Regions from separate parts of the Homo sapiens genome. Here region 1 is linked to region 2. Evidence: read pairs that join two places in POLR2A ChIA-PET (ENCODE). Cell type or tissue: PC-9. All regions are shown on one strand.

Region 1 (8,000 bases), 670 kb after region 2:
ATTCTCCCGCCTCAGCCTCCCGAGTAGCTGGGACTACAGTGCCCACCAGCATGCCCAGCTAATTTTTTGTATTTTTAGTAGAGATGGGGTTTCACCATGTTAGCCAGGATGGTCTCGATCTCCTGACCTCATGATCTGCCTGCCTCGGCCTCCCAAGTGCTGGGATTACAGGCGTGAGCCACTGCGCCCGGCCGACTGGAAAGTATTTCAAAGTAGCCAGTGTAAACATGTTCACAGAACTGAAGGCAAGCTTGATTAGAGAAGTAAAGGAAGGTATGATGATAACGTTGCATCAAATAGAGAATATCAATAAAGAGATATACATTTTTTTTTTTGTTTTTGAGAGAATCTCACTCTGTCACCCAGGCTCGAGTGCAGTGGTGTGATCTCAGCTCACTGCAACTTCTGCCTCCCAGGTTCAAGCAATTCTCCTGCCTCAGCCTCCCAAGTAGCTGGGACTACTGGCACATGCCACCACACCCAGCTAATTTTTTGTATTTTTTTTAGTAGAGACGGGGTTTCACCGTGTTAGCCAGGATGGTCTCGTCTCCTGACCTCATGATCCACCCGCCTCAGCCCCCCAAAGTGCTGGGATTACAGGCATGAGCCACCACACCCAGCCAAGCCATACATTTTTTTAAAAAGAACCAAATGAAAATTCTTGAGTTGAAAAGTACAATAACTAAAATTTAAAATTCACTAGAGAGGCTCAATAGTAGATTTGAACAGAAGAAAGAATTGGCAAACTTGAAGCTAGATCAAAAGCGATTATGTAAGCTGAAGAACAGAGAGAAAAGAGAAAAAAGAAAAATGAAATAGAGCCTCAAACAAATGTGGAACACCATTAAGTACACCAACACACGTATAATGGGAGCATTAGGAGGAGACAGAGAGCTGGGTGCAGTGGCTCACGCCTGTAATGAGGCAGGCGGATCATTTGAGGTCAAAACTTTGAGACCAGCCTGGCCAACATGGTGAATGAAACCCCATCTCTAAAATTAGCCAGGCATGGTGGTGTGTGCCTATAGTCCCAGCTATTCCGGAGGCTGAGGTGGGAGAATCACTTGAACCCAGGAGGTGGAGGTTGCAGTGAGCTGAGATTGTGCCATTGCAGTCCAGCCTGGGCAACAAGAGTAAGACTCCATCTCAAAACAACAACAAAAAAAGAAGGCAGGCTGGGCACGGTGGCTCACACCTGTAATCCCAGCACTTTGGGAGGCCCAGGCGGGCGGATCACCGGAGGTCGGGAGTTTGAGACCAGCCTGACCAACATGGAGAAACTCTGTCTCTACTAAAAATACAAAATTAGCAGGATATGGTGGCACATGCCTGCAGTCCCAGCTGCTTGGGAAGCTGAGGCAGGAGAATCCTTTGAACCTGGGAGGCAGAGGTTGCAGTGAGCCAAGACAGTGCCATTGCACTCCAACCTGGGCAACAAGAGCGAAACTCCGTCTCAAAAAAAAAAAAAAAAAAGAGCTAGAGAGAGAGAAAAGAAGAAAAAAGAAAGTCTGAATATCCAATACTATCATTACTTTTGTTGTTGTTGAGACAGAATCTTGCTCTTGTTGCCCAGGCTGGAGTGCAATGGCACAATCCTGGCTCACTGCAACCCCCACCTCCCAGGTTCAAGCAATTCTCCTGCCTCAGCCTCCCAAGTAGCTGGGATTACAGGTGCCTGACACCACACCCAGCTAATTTTTGTATTTTTAATAGAGACAGGGTTTCACCATGTTGGCCAGGCTGGTCTTGGACCCCTGGCCTCAGACTCCCAAAGTGCTGGGATTACAGGCGAAAGCCACTGTGCCCAGCCTCATTACTTATTCTGTTGCCCCAATTTTTCAAGTCTTAACCATTAGGAGCTCCTTCAGGTTGGCTCCTGTGTTCATTCTTTCATCAAGCCCCCATCCTTTTTTGAGCACTTCCTTACTCCTGCCCCACAAGATGCTCCAGATTTGACTTATATTTTCCCAGTCCTAGTCCTGGAATCAACTCCAAGGAGTCCTTAATCCTTTTATTAAATAATGGTTTTTAGAAACCAAAATCTGGGCACCTGGTTTGCTCACTGCTACTAGGATGTTGTTGATTCTAGGCCTTCTCAGCAAACGGAGATAGCAAACATGAATAACATAATCCACATATATATACACATATCTATATTTCTGTATCTTTCCATCTGTGTATATTTAAAAACATGAGTTTATACAGATACTTCTGTTTCTGATCTAATACCACAGCATTCATTTAATCCCCTTTCCTTATCTGTAACTTCTTTCTCCAACAGTAAGAAACCTGGTTCTCATTATCTACAATATAGTTTACTTATTCATGTATACCAGTATACACATAATATAGTTTCAGAATTGCTAACACATACTTCTAACTAGATGACAGCATTTATGTTCAGCTCTCTTTATCTTTAGTTTAGTTGGTTTTTTGTTTTGTTTTTGTTTTTTGTGACAAGCTCTCTCCCTGTCATCCAAGCTGGAGTGCAGTGGCACAAGCTTGGCTCACTGCAACCTCCTCCTCCCAGCTTCAAACAATGCTCCTGCCTCAGCCTCCAAAACAGCTGGGACTACAGGCACGTGCCACCATGCCCAGCTAATTTTTGTATTTTTAGTAGAGACGGGGTTCACCCTGTTAGCCAGGCTGGTCTCAAACTCCTGACCCTCAGGCGATCCACCCAATTTAGGCAATCCACCTGCCTCAGCCTCCTGAAGTGCTGGCATTACAGGCATGAGCCACCACACCCAGCCACATCCAGCTAGTTTTTTAATCTTTTGTAGAGATGGAGTCTCACTTTGTTGCCCAGGCTGGTCTTGACCTCCTGGGCTAAAGTGATCCTCCTGTCTTGGCCTCCCAAAGTGCTGGGATTACAGGTGTGAGCCACTGCACCAGGCCCATCTAGAGTTTTATAGAGCCCTGTCAAATTACTGTTTTCCAGAGTTACTTGGTTTTGTTCTTCACTTCCTTCAGTGTGGTTATATTGTTCATTTGTAATACAGTGAGGGTCATTTGTTAGTGTTTGTATTCCATGTTAGGTTTCCTCAACACTGTGATTGCTTTTAATTTTCTGTCTATTGTAGGGGCATGTGAAACACTGCTACAGTTCTAAGAGTCAGAGGTATACAAAAAGATCTACTTTGAGAAGTGTCATTTTTGTCCTCATTCTCGCAACCCTGACCCCTTTCCCCCTTTCGTTCCATCCCTTTGCCACTCACTTTCTTTTTTGTTTTTTTTTTTTGGAGACGGAGTCTCGCTCCGTCACCCAGGCTGGAGCGTGGTGGCGCAATCTTGGCTTACTGCAACCTCCGCCTCCTGGGTTCAAGTGATTCTCCTGCCTCAGCCTCCCGAGTAGCTGGGACTACAAGCATGAGCCACTATGCTCAGCTAATTTTTGTATTTTTAGTAGAGATGGGGTTTCACCATGTTGGTTGGCCAGAATGGTCTCGATCTCTTGACCTCGTGATCCACCCGCCTCGGCCTCCCAAAGTGCTGGGATTACAGGCGTGAGCCACCACAACCGGCTCCGAGATATCTTTAAGAATACTTCAAGGCCCTGCTGAACTCAGTATGAAAACTGCACCAATGGACAAAGTTGGACAAAGGTATTTGGTAACAAGCCTTCTGAAGCCTGAGATTCAGCCCTGTTCTCATCCTAGAATTATACGTGCCATTCTACAGGACTAGAACTACAAACAGGGGTCAGGAGACCAACTCCCAATTCTGGTTCTGCCATGAACATGCTTTATAACCCTAGGGGATCTCCTAAATTTGTGGATTCAATTTCTCACCTGAAAAATGAAGAACTTGAACTCTGTGATCACGAGGTTCCTCCCAAAGCCTTCCTTCTGTAGGTTTTGTGTACATTACCTTAGCTATAGTTGGAGGCGTGCCAGGGCTATGGAGACTCACCTTTACAACATACACTCTGACCAGGAGCTTGATGGGCCGGTTCTGTGGGATCCCCCGGGAGATCTGGGGCTCAGAGAACAACACTGCCTCTGATTCAGGGTAAATGAGGAAGGAGCCCTGAGTTGGGGGGAGACAGAAAAAGCTCTGGTAAGATAATTGTCCTCCTGAATCCCCACCTGGGCTCCCTGGTTCCGCTTTCCTTCCCCAAATGTACCTTGAACTTGCCCACAAGGTGTCCAGATCCTTCCTCTTCTCCACCTCCATCCTGGCCCCCTTGCCCTCGGTACAGAGGAAACACATTCAGCCAGTCTTCAAAGTGGTTAAATTCTTCCTTCAGGGACCTGTTGTAGATCTAAAAGGCAAGGACTTCAGCAACAGCCCGATGTCCAGAATCCAAAGGAGACTTTCCTCTTCCCAGTACCCAGTCACCTTCAGGGTGGCAACTGCTTTTTTTGGGGACACAGTGCCTTTGACTTCAGCCTCACCCTGGTCTTGGATCTCCCCAACCATAGAAATGAGGTTGACCCCATCTGGAAACAGCAAAAATGCCCCAGTCAGAAATATCTGGGTGGGTAGGGGATGGGCAGATGGAACCAGAGCAAAAAGCCCAATCTGTTACCTGAATCTCCAGGATCATCCATTTCATCTTCATCAAAGTTGTGCTGAAATTAAAGAGCAGATCCAGAGATTCTTCCCCATCCCCTTCAACCCCTTAGTCTACCCCCTTTTCCAGGAGAGTTGGGAAACCTTCACTCAAGTTCCCACTGTGTATGCCACTTGCATTTTTAAAGCTCCAATTTATCATCCAGCCTGCCCTGTCTAGGGCAGTCACCACCAGCCACACGTGGCTACTGAGCAGTCAAAACGTGGCTAGTCTGAATTGCAATGTGCTGTAAGTGGCCAGGCTTGGTGGCTCATGCCTGGAATCCCAACACTTTGGGAGACTGAGGTGACTACTTGAGGCCAGGAGTTCGAGATCAGGCTGAACAACACAGTGAGAACCTGTCTCTATGAAATAAATGCTTTTTAATTTTTATTTATTTATTTTTGAGACAGACTCTTGCTGTGTAGCCCAGGTTGGAGTGTATTGGTGTGAACATGGCTCACTGTAGCCTCAACCTCCGAGGCTCAAGTGATCCTCCCACCTCAACCTCTTGAGTCGCTGGGGCCACCGGCGTGTACCACCATGCACAGCTACTTGTTTTCATTTTTAGTAGAGATGGTGTCTCACCATGTTCCCCAGACTGTTCTCAAACTCCTGGCTTCGAGTGATCCTCCCACCTCAGACTCCCAAAGTGCTGGGATTACCGGCATGAAACACCACACCCAGGAAAAAAAAAGTTTGTAATTAGCTGAGTGTAGTGGTATGTACTTATGGTCCTAGCTACTGGGGAGGCTGAGGTGGGAAGATCACTTGAACCCAGGAGTTTGAGACCAGTCTGGATAACAGATAAAGACCCCATCTCTAAAAATAAAAAGAAAAGAAAGAAAAAGATGTGCGATAAGTATAAAATAAAAACCGGATTTTTAAATACTTAGTACAAAAAACAAGAATGTAAAATATCTCAGAAATTTTATGATTACTTGTTGAAGTTTTTTTTTTTTTTTTTTTTTTTTTTGAGAGACAGAGTTTCACTCTGTCACCCAGGCTGGAGCACAGTCTCGGCTCACTGTAACCTCCACCTCCCAGGTTCAAGCGATTCTCCTGCCTCAGCCTCCAGAATAGCTGGGATTAACAGGTGCCCAGCACCACGCCCGGCTAATTTTTGTATTTTTAGTAGAGACGGGGTTTCGCCATGTTGGCCAGGCTGGTCTCGAACTCCTGACCTCAAGTGATCTGCCTGCCTCAGCCTCCCAAAGTGCTGGGATTACAGGCATGAGCCACTGTGCCCAGCCTTGAAATGGTATTTTGAATATATTACTAAAATTAATTTCACCTGTTTCGTTTTACTTTTTTTTTTTTTTTTTTTTTTGAGAGGGAGTCTCGTTCTGTCGCCCAGGCTGGAGTGCAGTGGCGCAATCTCGGCTCACTGCAAGGTCCGCCTCCCAGGTTCACACCATTCTCCTGCCTCAGCCTCCTGAGTAGGTGGGACTACAGGCACCCGCCACCATGCCCCGCTAATATTTTTTGTATTTTTAGTAGAGACGGGGTTTCACCATGTTAGCCAGGATGGTCTCAATCTCCTGACCTCGTGATCCACCCGCCTTGGCCTCCCAAAGCGCTGGGATTACAGGCGTGAGCCACCGCGCCTGGCCCCTTCTACTTTAATGTGGCTACTACAAAAGTTAAAATTACGTATGTGGCTCGTGTTATGTCTTTTGGACAACACAGCTCTAGATAATGGAGTTAATAATCCCCAGCTTCTAGAATTGTGAAGAAAAGAGGACTATAATGAAGAGCTCTGAAAAACTGTAGAGCTCCACCTTCAATGAGATCATTCTTGTTTTTTGTTTGTTTTTTGAGACGGAGTCTCACTGTCACCCAGGCTGTTGTGCAATGGCATGATCTCAGCTCACAGGAGCCTCTGCCTCTGGGTTCAAGTGATTCTCCTGCGTCAGCCTCCTGAGTAGCTGGGACTACAGGTGCGCGCCGCCATGCCTAGCTAAGATATCATTCTTTTTACCATTTACACCCCAGCCCCCTCCCTGGGACCCTTCTCTGCCCCCACCTGCCCCTGGAGCTCCTGCAGCGACGCATAGTACTTGGACCCCCAGTCGAGCTCCTCTGGATCTGGGATGTCTTCCTCCAGCCCAGGGCCTTGATTTAGGAGGCCTCCTAGTGGGAGCTTCTTCAGAGGAGGCTGAGGAAGAGCAGACTTTGTCCCTCTAACCCAGCACCATCCCAAGTACTGCCAGCCCCTTCACCATCTATCTCCTCTACCCCATCACCTTCAGGAGCTGTCTGGATATACCCGCTTCAGCCAAGAAGGGATCCAGGGACTTCTGTCCTGGGAGGGGGAAAATGGCAGCATGAGGAGAGTGGGTAAGTAGAAGTCAGATTCCACACCCCATCGGAGGGCCCTCTGGAGCCACGTCCACCAGGAATCAGAGGGGCTTCTGTCTGGTGTCCCTGAAGGAGAAGGTTCCTAACCTTGAGGTCCCTTGGGCATCATATCCCCTGTCTCCTCCATCTCTCCTTCCTCCTCAGGAGGATCCTCATGACCCCGAAATGTGAATCGCAGCATGTGGGGGACAATGTGGGAACCCACAAGGACTGTGTGGCCAAAGGCCCGGCGCTCAATCACCAAGATGCTGAGTGGAGGCTGCAAGTAAGGCTGCTCCGGCAAGTCCTGGGGGTGGAAGAGAGGAGCTGTGTCTTTGAAGACCTGGGGAACAGGGAAAGGTAGCCACAGAGACAGGTAGGAAAAAAAATACATCTAAACCTGCATTCTAAGCCCAGCTCTGCCATAGCCTCACTGTGTAATCTCTGGTAAACCATTGCCTTCTCATCCTGTTTCCTAGCTAAAAAAGGGACACAGGCCGGGCGCAGTGTCTCATGCCTGTAATCCCAGCACTTGGAGAGGCCAAGGTGGGCAGATCACAAGTTCAGGAGTTCGAGACCAGCCTGGCCAACGTAGTGAAACCCCATATCTACTAAAAATACAAAAATTAGCTGGGCGTGGTGGTGAGCACCTGTAATCTCAGCTACTCGGGAGACTGAGGCAGGAGAATCGCTTGAAAACAGAAGGTGGAGGTTGCAGTGAGCCAAGGTCACACCACTGTACTGCAGTCTGGGCAACAACAGCAAAACTCCATCTCAAAAAAAAAAAAAAAAAAAAAGGGACACAATCCTGGATTCAAAAGACTGTTGTAAATATCAAATGACATAATAGAAACATAAGTACTTTGGAGCCTACAAAGTGCTGTCAGAAGCTGGGCATGGTGGCTCATGCCTGTAACCCCAGCACTTTGGGAGGCTGAGGCAGGCAGACTGCTCAAACTCAGGAGTTCGAGACCAGCCTGGGCAACATGGCAAGACACCATCTGTACCAAAAATACAAAAAAATAGCCGGGCATAGTGGTGCGCACCTGTGGTCCCAGCTACTCAGGAGGTTGAGGTGGGAGGATCACTTGAGCCCAGGGGGCGG
Region 2 (8,000 bases):
GTAGCTGAAACTATAGGCATGTGCCACCACACCTGGCTATTTTTTTTTTTTTTTTTTTTTAGTAGAGAGAGCATTTCGCTATGTTGCCCAGTCTGGTCTCGAACTCTTGGGCTCAAGCAATCCTCCCACCTTGGCTTCCCAAAATGCTGGGATTACAGGCATGAGCCACCATGCCTGGCCAATTTATGTTTTTAATAGATCATTCTGTGGCCGGGTGCAGTGGCTCATGCTTGTAATCCCAGCACTTTGGGAGCCAAGGCAGGCAAATCACTTGAGGTCAGGAGTTCGAGACCAGACTGGCTAACATGGTAAAACTTCATCTCTACTAAAAATACAAAAATTAGCCAGGCATGGTGGCATGCACCTGTGGTCCCAGCTACTTGGGAGGCTGAGGCAGGAGAATCATTTGAACCCGGCAGGCAGAGGTTGCAGTAAGTCAAGATCACACCACTGCATTCCAGCCTGGGTGACAGACTGAGACTCTCTCAAAAAAAAAAAAAAAAAAGATCACAGATCATGCTGGGTGATGTGTGGACTGGAAGGGAACAAGAGTGAAGTGGGAAACCAGTTAGGTGGGCATTGTGGTCATCCAGGCAAGAGATGAAGGTAGCTTGACCGGGGTGGAGACAATGAAGATACAGATTTTTGAGACTTGCTATCACATCTCTCAATATCTTCTCTTCCACAAAATAAACAGTTCAGTGTTCCTCTCATCTCCTCTCATAACAGGTTTGGTGTCTCTTCTCACCTGGGTGTTTCTCCTCCTGTTTCTCCTCCATCTGATTCCTCTGTAAAGAACTCAGTCTTTCCCTCAGCTGTTTCTTCCTATCCTGTGCCTTGCTTGTAGTTCTAGGGAATTAAAATCTTCAATTCAATGACTATCGTTCTCATATAAAGAGGGGAGCTGGGTGCAGTGGTGCATGCCTGTAGTCCCAACTACTCTGGAGGCTGAGGTGGGAGAATCATTTGAGCCCGAGAGTTTAAGACCAGCCTGGGCAACATAGTGAGACATTGTCTCAAAAAAAAAAAAAAAAAAAAAAGTTGGGGGGTAGCACCAGTCTTCCCTGTCATTAGTCAATTACCAGTCTTTCAATTATTCAACCATGACCCTCGAATACCTATTGTGCCAATTGTGCTTGGAGGAGACAGAGAAGAAGACATGATCTCTGCCCTCCAAGAGCTCAGGGTATAATGGGAAAGATAAGGCCCAAATAAATATAATAAAAGCTAGAAAAACAGATCACAAAGAAAGTGAGATAAAGGGCTTTGGGAGGAAGAAAGAACTTTTAGCTTTTGGGTAGGTGAGAAAAAGAGAAACTAACAAAAATTTCATGGAAAATGTTAATTCAGAGAACCTGGGGCTGGAGAGGAGCGCAGGGAGTATTTTTTTTTTTTTAATGTGGTGATCAAAGATAACCTTACTGAGAAGCCAACATTTGAGCAACGACTCAAAGATAGGGAATAAGTCATGTGGCTATCTAGGGAAAGAACATTCCAAGTAGAGGGCAAAGGCTCTGAGGTTAAATGTTCTTGGTGCTTTTGCCAAACACTGGGGAGGCCGTTTGGCTGGAGCAGAGGGAAAGGGAGAGGAAGAGAGAATAGTTGTATGTGAGGACAGAGAGGAAATGAGGGACTAGATCATGTAGGCCATTGTGAGGACTTTGACTTTTACTCAAAATGAAATGGGAAGTGATCTGAGCATTCTGAGCAGAAGGGTGACATAATCTGAACTACCTAATGGTAGTTTTGGACTAGGATGGTAGAAATAGATGTGAAGAGAGGTAGTCTAATTCTAAATGGATTTTGAATCAATAATGGGTTAAAGTAAATTTCGAGAGTGTGAGAATGAAGTAGTTGGAGAAGACTCCTTGGAGGAGGTTCCCTAGGGGAAGAAGATGAGAAGGACTAGTGACTGTGTACCATGGGTTGTCACACCAACCATATGGCCTCCAGGTGAAGGAAAAGTAGTTTGGTTTATACCAAGGGTTCCCCATGTTATCCCACCAGCTAAATTTCTCATTAATAGTTTTGTTTGATTCACAGTGTTTAAACCTTTTTTTTTTTTTTTTTTTTTTGGTAGGCAGGGGCGAGACAGGGTCTCTGTTGCTAGGCTAGAGTATAGTAGCATCAACGTGGCTCACTGCAGCCTTGACCTCCCGGGCTTATGTGATCCTCCTATTTTAGCCTCTCGAGTAGCTGGGACCATAGGCATTAGCTACCATGCTTGGCTAATTATAAAATTTTTTGTAGAGACAAGTTCTCACCATGTTGCCCAGGCCAGTCTTGAACTCCTGTCCTCAAACAGTCCTCCTGCTTTGCCCTCCCAGAGTGCTGGTATTATGGCATGAACCACTGCAACTGGCCTTAAAGCTTTAAAAAAATTAGTGGTCAACACATATAAATTCAGAAGTTTTTTTTTTTTTTTTGAGACGGAGTCTCGCTCGGTCGCCCAGGCTGGAGTGCAGAGTGCAGTGCAGTAGTGTGATCTTGGCTCACTGCAAGCTCCACCTCCTGGGTTCACGCCATCCTCCTGCCTCAGCCTCCCGAGTAGCTGGGACTACAGGCGCCCGCCACCACCCCCGGCTAATTTTTTGTATTTTTAGTAGAGATGGGGTTTCACCGTCCTCTCGATCTCCTGACCTCATGATCCGCCCGCCTCAGCCTCCCAGAGTGCTGGGATTACAGGCGTGAGCCACCGTGCCTGGCCAATTCAAAAGTTTTGACAAAAATAGATTCCAGGCTGCTATTGAAAAATCGAAAAAATTGACAACATTGAGCCCTGATTCCTAGCAAGCAAAAGCTGACAGGAACCAAGTTTAGGTACTAGATGCCTCCTTTTGCCAGAGCATGCATTTGCCAGTTTTCCTGTCCTTCCCCTTCCCTATTGTTCCCCTGAAACTGAGGCTAAGGTTTATTATACATGTGCTGCTGTTTTCTTATAGGGAAGTGGAAAGGGAACTATTTCTTATCTTTATCATATATTTTCTTTCATGTGGTCCACTTATTTACATTCCGTGCCTAGATCCTGCCAATTTTTGAGCTTGCAGCTCCTGGTGTAGAGGAAAGAGGCCTGGACCTTAAGTCGTGGTCCCTGCTCTGCTGTGGTAACCCACCCTGTGATGCCAAGCATAGCTAATAGCCTCTTTGGATCTCAGAGTTAAGAGACTAAATTGGATGTTCTTTTAAGAGTTCTGATATCCTGGCCGGGCGCGGTGGCTCACACCTGTAATCCCAGCACTTTGGGAGGCCGAGGCGGGTGGATCACAAGGTCAAGAGATTGAGACCATCCTGGCTAACACGGTGAAACCCCGTCTCTACTAAATATACAAAAAATTAGCTGAGCGTGGTGGCAGGCGCCTGTGGTCCCAGCTACTCGGGAGGCTGAGGCAGGAGAATGGCGTGAACCTAGGAAGCACAGCTTGCAGTGAGCCGAGACTGCGGCACTGCACTCCAGCCTGGGTAACAGAGCAAGACTCCGTCTCAAAAAAAAAAAAAAAAAAGAGTTCTGATATCCTAGAGGGCTTGGGATTTTGCAGTAGGCCAATACCCTGCCCCTCACCTTTCCCAACCAGCCAGGGGCCCCAGCCTGGTGTGTATGTCAGAGAAAGAAGACACTGGAATGAGTAAGGTGCTTATATCAATAATGTATAACTTGAGCCCATAGCCAAGGAGAGGAATGCACACTGTGGTGTGTGTGTGTGTGTGTGTTTCACGGTTGGAAGTGGGCTCAAATAAGTTGTACTTGCATAGGTTGTGCTTATTTCTTCTTGTGCACTCTCTATGTACTAGGCTGTACTTGAGGTGCTAGGGATGTAGCAGTGAAGAAAACAAATAAGATCTCTGCTGTCAGCTGGGTGCAGTGGCTCACGCCTGTAATCCCAGCACTTTGGGAGGCCGAGGCAGGCGGATCACCTGAGGTCAGGGGTGTGAGACCAGCCTGGCCAACATCTTGAAACCCCGTCTCTACTAAAAATACAAAAATTAGCCAGGTGTGATGGTGGGTGCCTGTAATCCCAACTACCTGGGAGGCTGAGGCAGGGAGAATTGCTTGAACCCTGGAGGCGGAGGTTGCAGTGAGCCGAGATCGCACTATTGCACTCCAGCCTGGGTGACAGAGCGAGACTCCATCTCAAAAAAAAAAAAAAAAAAAAAGATCTCTGCTATCATGGAGCTTATATTCCAGTGAAGAAAACAGATAATATATAAGTAATTAACATACATGAGATAATTTCAAATAATGGAACGTTTCATGAAAAAAATAAAACAGAATGTGTTTTTTTTTTTTGAGACAGTCTTGCCCTGTCACCCAGGGTGGAGTGCAATGGCGCAATCTCAGCTCACTGCAACCTCCATCTCCTGGGCTCAGGTGATCCTCCCACCACAGCCTCCTGAGTAGCTGGGTTTACAGGCATGCGCCACCATGCCCGGCTAATTTTTGTCTTTTTAGTAGAGTTGGGGCTTCGCCATGTTGGCCAGGCCGGTCTCAAACTCCTGGCCTCAAGTGATCTACCCACCTCAGCCTCCCAAAGTGTGGGATTACATGTGTGGCACCTGGCAAAACAGAATGATTTGATAGAGAGTTTCTGAAGGGGCACACTGTGCACATAGGTGGCTACATGTATATGGTGGTTGTACTTGCAGATACAGATAAGTCCATGTTTGAATCCTGGGTGCATATATTTATCCTTGTTTGTGCCTATGTGTGCAGATGGGCAGCTTTTATGCCTAGAATGTTTGTATATTTATATGTGATTTTATACAAGTGAGCGCACATAGGTGAGTTGGTATGTGGTTTGCATATGGGGACACATGTGCTTGGGTATGTATATGTTGGCATTCAGCCATAACCGGAGACGTTCTGAAGTTCCTGTGGCACTTGTCAGTGAGCCAGTTAAGGAAATGGCTTTTCTGCCTCTGGCATTCAGGGCCGTTTGCCAGCTTCCTCTCTCCCTGTTCTTTCCCACTTTAGTAAGCTCCCTGTGTTTGGCTTCTCTCATCCCTAGGAGGGTTAAAGCCTACTGACTCATCGAGCCAGGAACTGGAAAAAGGCTGATAATCTTCTGTGTGACCTCTGTTAGTAAGAAAAGGCCTGGCTTCCCTGCCAGTCCCTGTCCTTCACACTATGAGGGAGAGTCCTGACTTGAAATCAGAAGACCTGAGCATCTATTCTTGGCTCTGCCACTTATTATTGTGTGACCAATAATCTCTCTAGGTTTCAGTTACCTCCTTCATAAGTGCTCTGTGCAGTAAGGAAGGAGAGGGGAAGCAATGGTCTGTGGTGCTAAGGGAGAGCCAGATGGTGCTGGTGTCTGAAGGAGGAGGGAGAATATTCTGAGCAGGGGCAATGATGTGGCCAAAAGCGTGGAGGTGGACCTGAACTTGCCAAGGGAAACCAGGGATCCACTTACAGTAAAATTCAAACTTCTTACTATTGCCTACAAGGCTCTACGTGATTTGGCTGCTGCCTACCTCTCATTCTTACCCAACTTCTTGCTCACTGAAATCTAGCCATACTGTCTTTCTTTCTTTCTTTGAAAAGGTCTCAGTGCCTTTTCACTTGATGCTCCTTTTCCCCAGAATACTCTTCCCAAGAATTAGTATGATTGCCTACCTCTCATTATTCAGGTCTTGGCTCAAATATCACCTCTCCAGAGAGAGGCCTTCCAGGACCATCTTATTTAAAGTAGTTGTTCCCTAATATTTATCAATATTTAAAATGCACACATCAGCCAGGCACGGTGGCTCACGCCTGTAATCCCAGTACTTTGGGAGGCCAGGGCAGGTGGATCACCTGACGTCAGGAGTTCAAGACCAACCTGACCAACATGGTGAAACCCCATCTCTACTAAAATGCAAAAATTAGCCAGGTGTGGTGGTGCACGCCTGTAATCCCAGCTACTCAGGAGTCTGAGGCAGAAGAATTGCCTGAACCCAGGAGGCGGAGGTTGCAGTGAGCCAAGATCGCGCCATTTTACTCCAGCCTGGGCAACAGGAGCAAAACTCCATCTTGGGAAAAAAAAAAAAAAAAAGCACACATCTCTTGAACCAACAGGTCCACTTCTGGTAATTCATCCTACAGATATACTTGCAGGTGAGTAAAGTGACATAAAAATAAAAATATTCATTGAAGCATTTATTTGTTAAATAAATTACAGTACATACAAATAGTGGAATATTTTGCAGCTGAGAAAGATAATGAAATAGCTCTTTAAGCTTGGCACCGTGGCTCACACCTGTAATCCCAACACTTTGGAAGGAAGGCTGAGGCAGGAGGATTGGAGGATCACTTGAGGCCAGGAGTTCCAGACTAGCCTGAGCAACATAGTAGGATCCTGTCTTTGCAAAAAAAAAAAAAAAAAAAAAAAGGTAGCCAGACATGGTGACTCTGGCCTGTAGTCCCAACTGCTCAAGAGGCAGAGGTGGGAGGATCACTTGAGTCTGGGAGGTTGAGGCTGTAGTGAGCTGTGATGGTGCCACTGCACCCCAGCCTGAGTGACAGAGTGAGACCCTGTCTCAAAAACAACAACAACAACAAATAAAAAAGAGAAATAGTTCTTTAAGTCTTGGTGAAGAATGATATCAAGGTATATTGTTAAATTTGAAAAATCAAGATGATCAATTTCTACACATAAGATTTGTGCATTTTATTGAATGCATATAATAATTAACAAAAGATACAGAATAGTGTGTATTGTATGCCATCATTTGTGTAGAAAAAATGAGACTATGTAAACAAATGCATGTAGTATATATGCTTGTCTGACAGACCTGTCCCTTAAGTAGAGCAGTTCTTCCTACCCCTGTTACCCTGTGCTTGACTGGGGACTATGAGGTGTTCATCTCTTTTCTGAACAACATTAAAATCCTTTTTTTTTTTTTTTTGAGACAAAGTCTTACTCTGTTTCCCAGGCTGGAGTGCAGTGGTGTGATCGCCGCTCGCTGTAGCCTTCACCTTCTGGGTTCAAATGATCCTCCCGCCTTAGCCTCCCAAGTAGCTGGGACTACAGGCGTGCACCACCATGCCCGGCTAATTTTTGTATTTTTAGTAGAGATGGGGTTTTGCCATGTTGGCCAGGCTGGTCTCAAACTCCTGACCCCAGGTGATCTGCCTGCCTTGGCCTCCCAAAGTGCTGGGAATACAGGTGTGAGCCTCTGTGCCTGGCCAAATTTTTTTTTTTTTTTTTTTTAAACAGAGTTTCACTCTTGTCGCCTAGGCTGGAGTGCGATGGCACGGTCTCAGCTTGCTGCAACCTCCATTTCCCGGATTCAAGCGATTCTCCTGCTTCAGCCTCCTGTAAAATTCAGTTTTTTAACATTCAATTTTCAAATTTTGGTCTTCAATGATATCTCAAGGGTCTTATTAAAGATCATAATGATACAGACTTCTTGCAAAGTAATTATTTTGGTCATTCCACACTAGTTGAATTACCCTAGCCCTGTGTCCTACAAAGAATGGTCCTGTCTGAATATTGATTGTTTCTGGAAAGTCACACAGAATATTGGTAACTGTTTTGCCCTGGGCATGGTGGCTCACGCCTGTAATCCCAGCACTTTGAGAGGCTGAAGCAGTTTTGCTTGAGGCCAGGAGTTTGGAGACCACCCTGGACAATATATCGAGACTCTGCCTCTATGAAAAATTTTAAAATAAAAAAATTAGCCAGGTGTGGTAGCATGTGCCCGTAGTCCCAGCTACTCAGGAGGCTGAAGTAAGAGGATTGCTTGAGCCCAGGAGTTGGAGGCTGCAGTGAGCTATGATTGTGCCTCTGTACTCCAGCCTATCAATAGAGTGAGACCCTGTCTCTAAAAAACAAATCACAAAACCCAAACTGTGGTTTGCCAGTAGGCAGGGTGATTGGGAGATAGGAGTGGGGAGAACACTTCTCATTATGTATCTTTTTATGTAGTCCCACTTGTATGTATTACTTATTCAAAAAAATCATAAAATTGGAAAAAAACCACTAAGGGAAACATTTATTTATTTATTTTTTGAGACAGGGACT

The links. Peaks named below come from ENCODE experiments on the same cell type or tissue, not always from the same donor. Only the 100,000 strongest peaks of a DNase experiment are listed, where the experiment ranks them.
Region 1: POLR2A ChIA-PET joins it to region 2 with 22 read pairs; 1 of 35 experiments calls an interaction of 5 or more read pairs at or near these places.

The regions. Positions count from the first base shown.
Region 1 is chr20:35,572,255-35,580,254 of GRCh38, forward strand. It overlaps the pseudogene FER1L4. Among named protein-coding and RNA genes, the nearest start is that of ERGIC3, 34 kb to the left of the region's middle. RefSeq lists a silencer at 4,752-4,914. In PC-9, no CTCF peak of the experiment used is centred here; DNase peaks (open chromatin) are centred at 3,907 and 6,367; H3K4me3 peaks cover 674 bases; H3K27ac peaks cover 3,665 bases.
Region 2 is chr20:34,902,853-34,910,852 of GRCh38, forward strand. All of the region lies in intron 2 of ACSS2 (acyl-CoA synthetase short chain family member 2), which reads left to right. Among named protein-coding and RNA genes, the nearest start is that of ACSS2, 30 kb to the left of the region's middle. In PC-9, no CTCF peak of the experiment used is centred here; a DNase peak (open chromatin) is centred at 4,919; H3K4me3 peaks cover 354 bases; H3K27ac peaks cover 5,157 bases.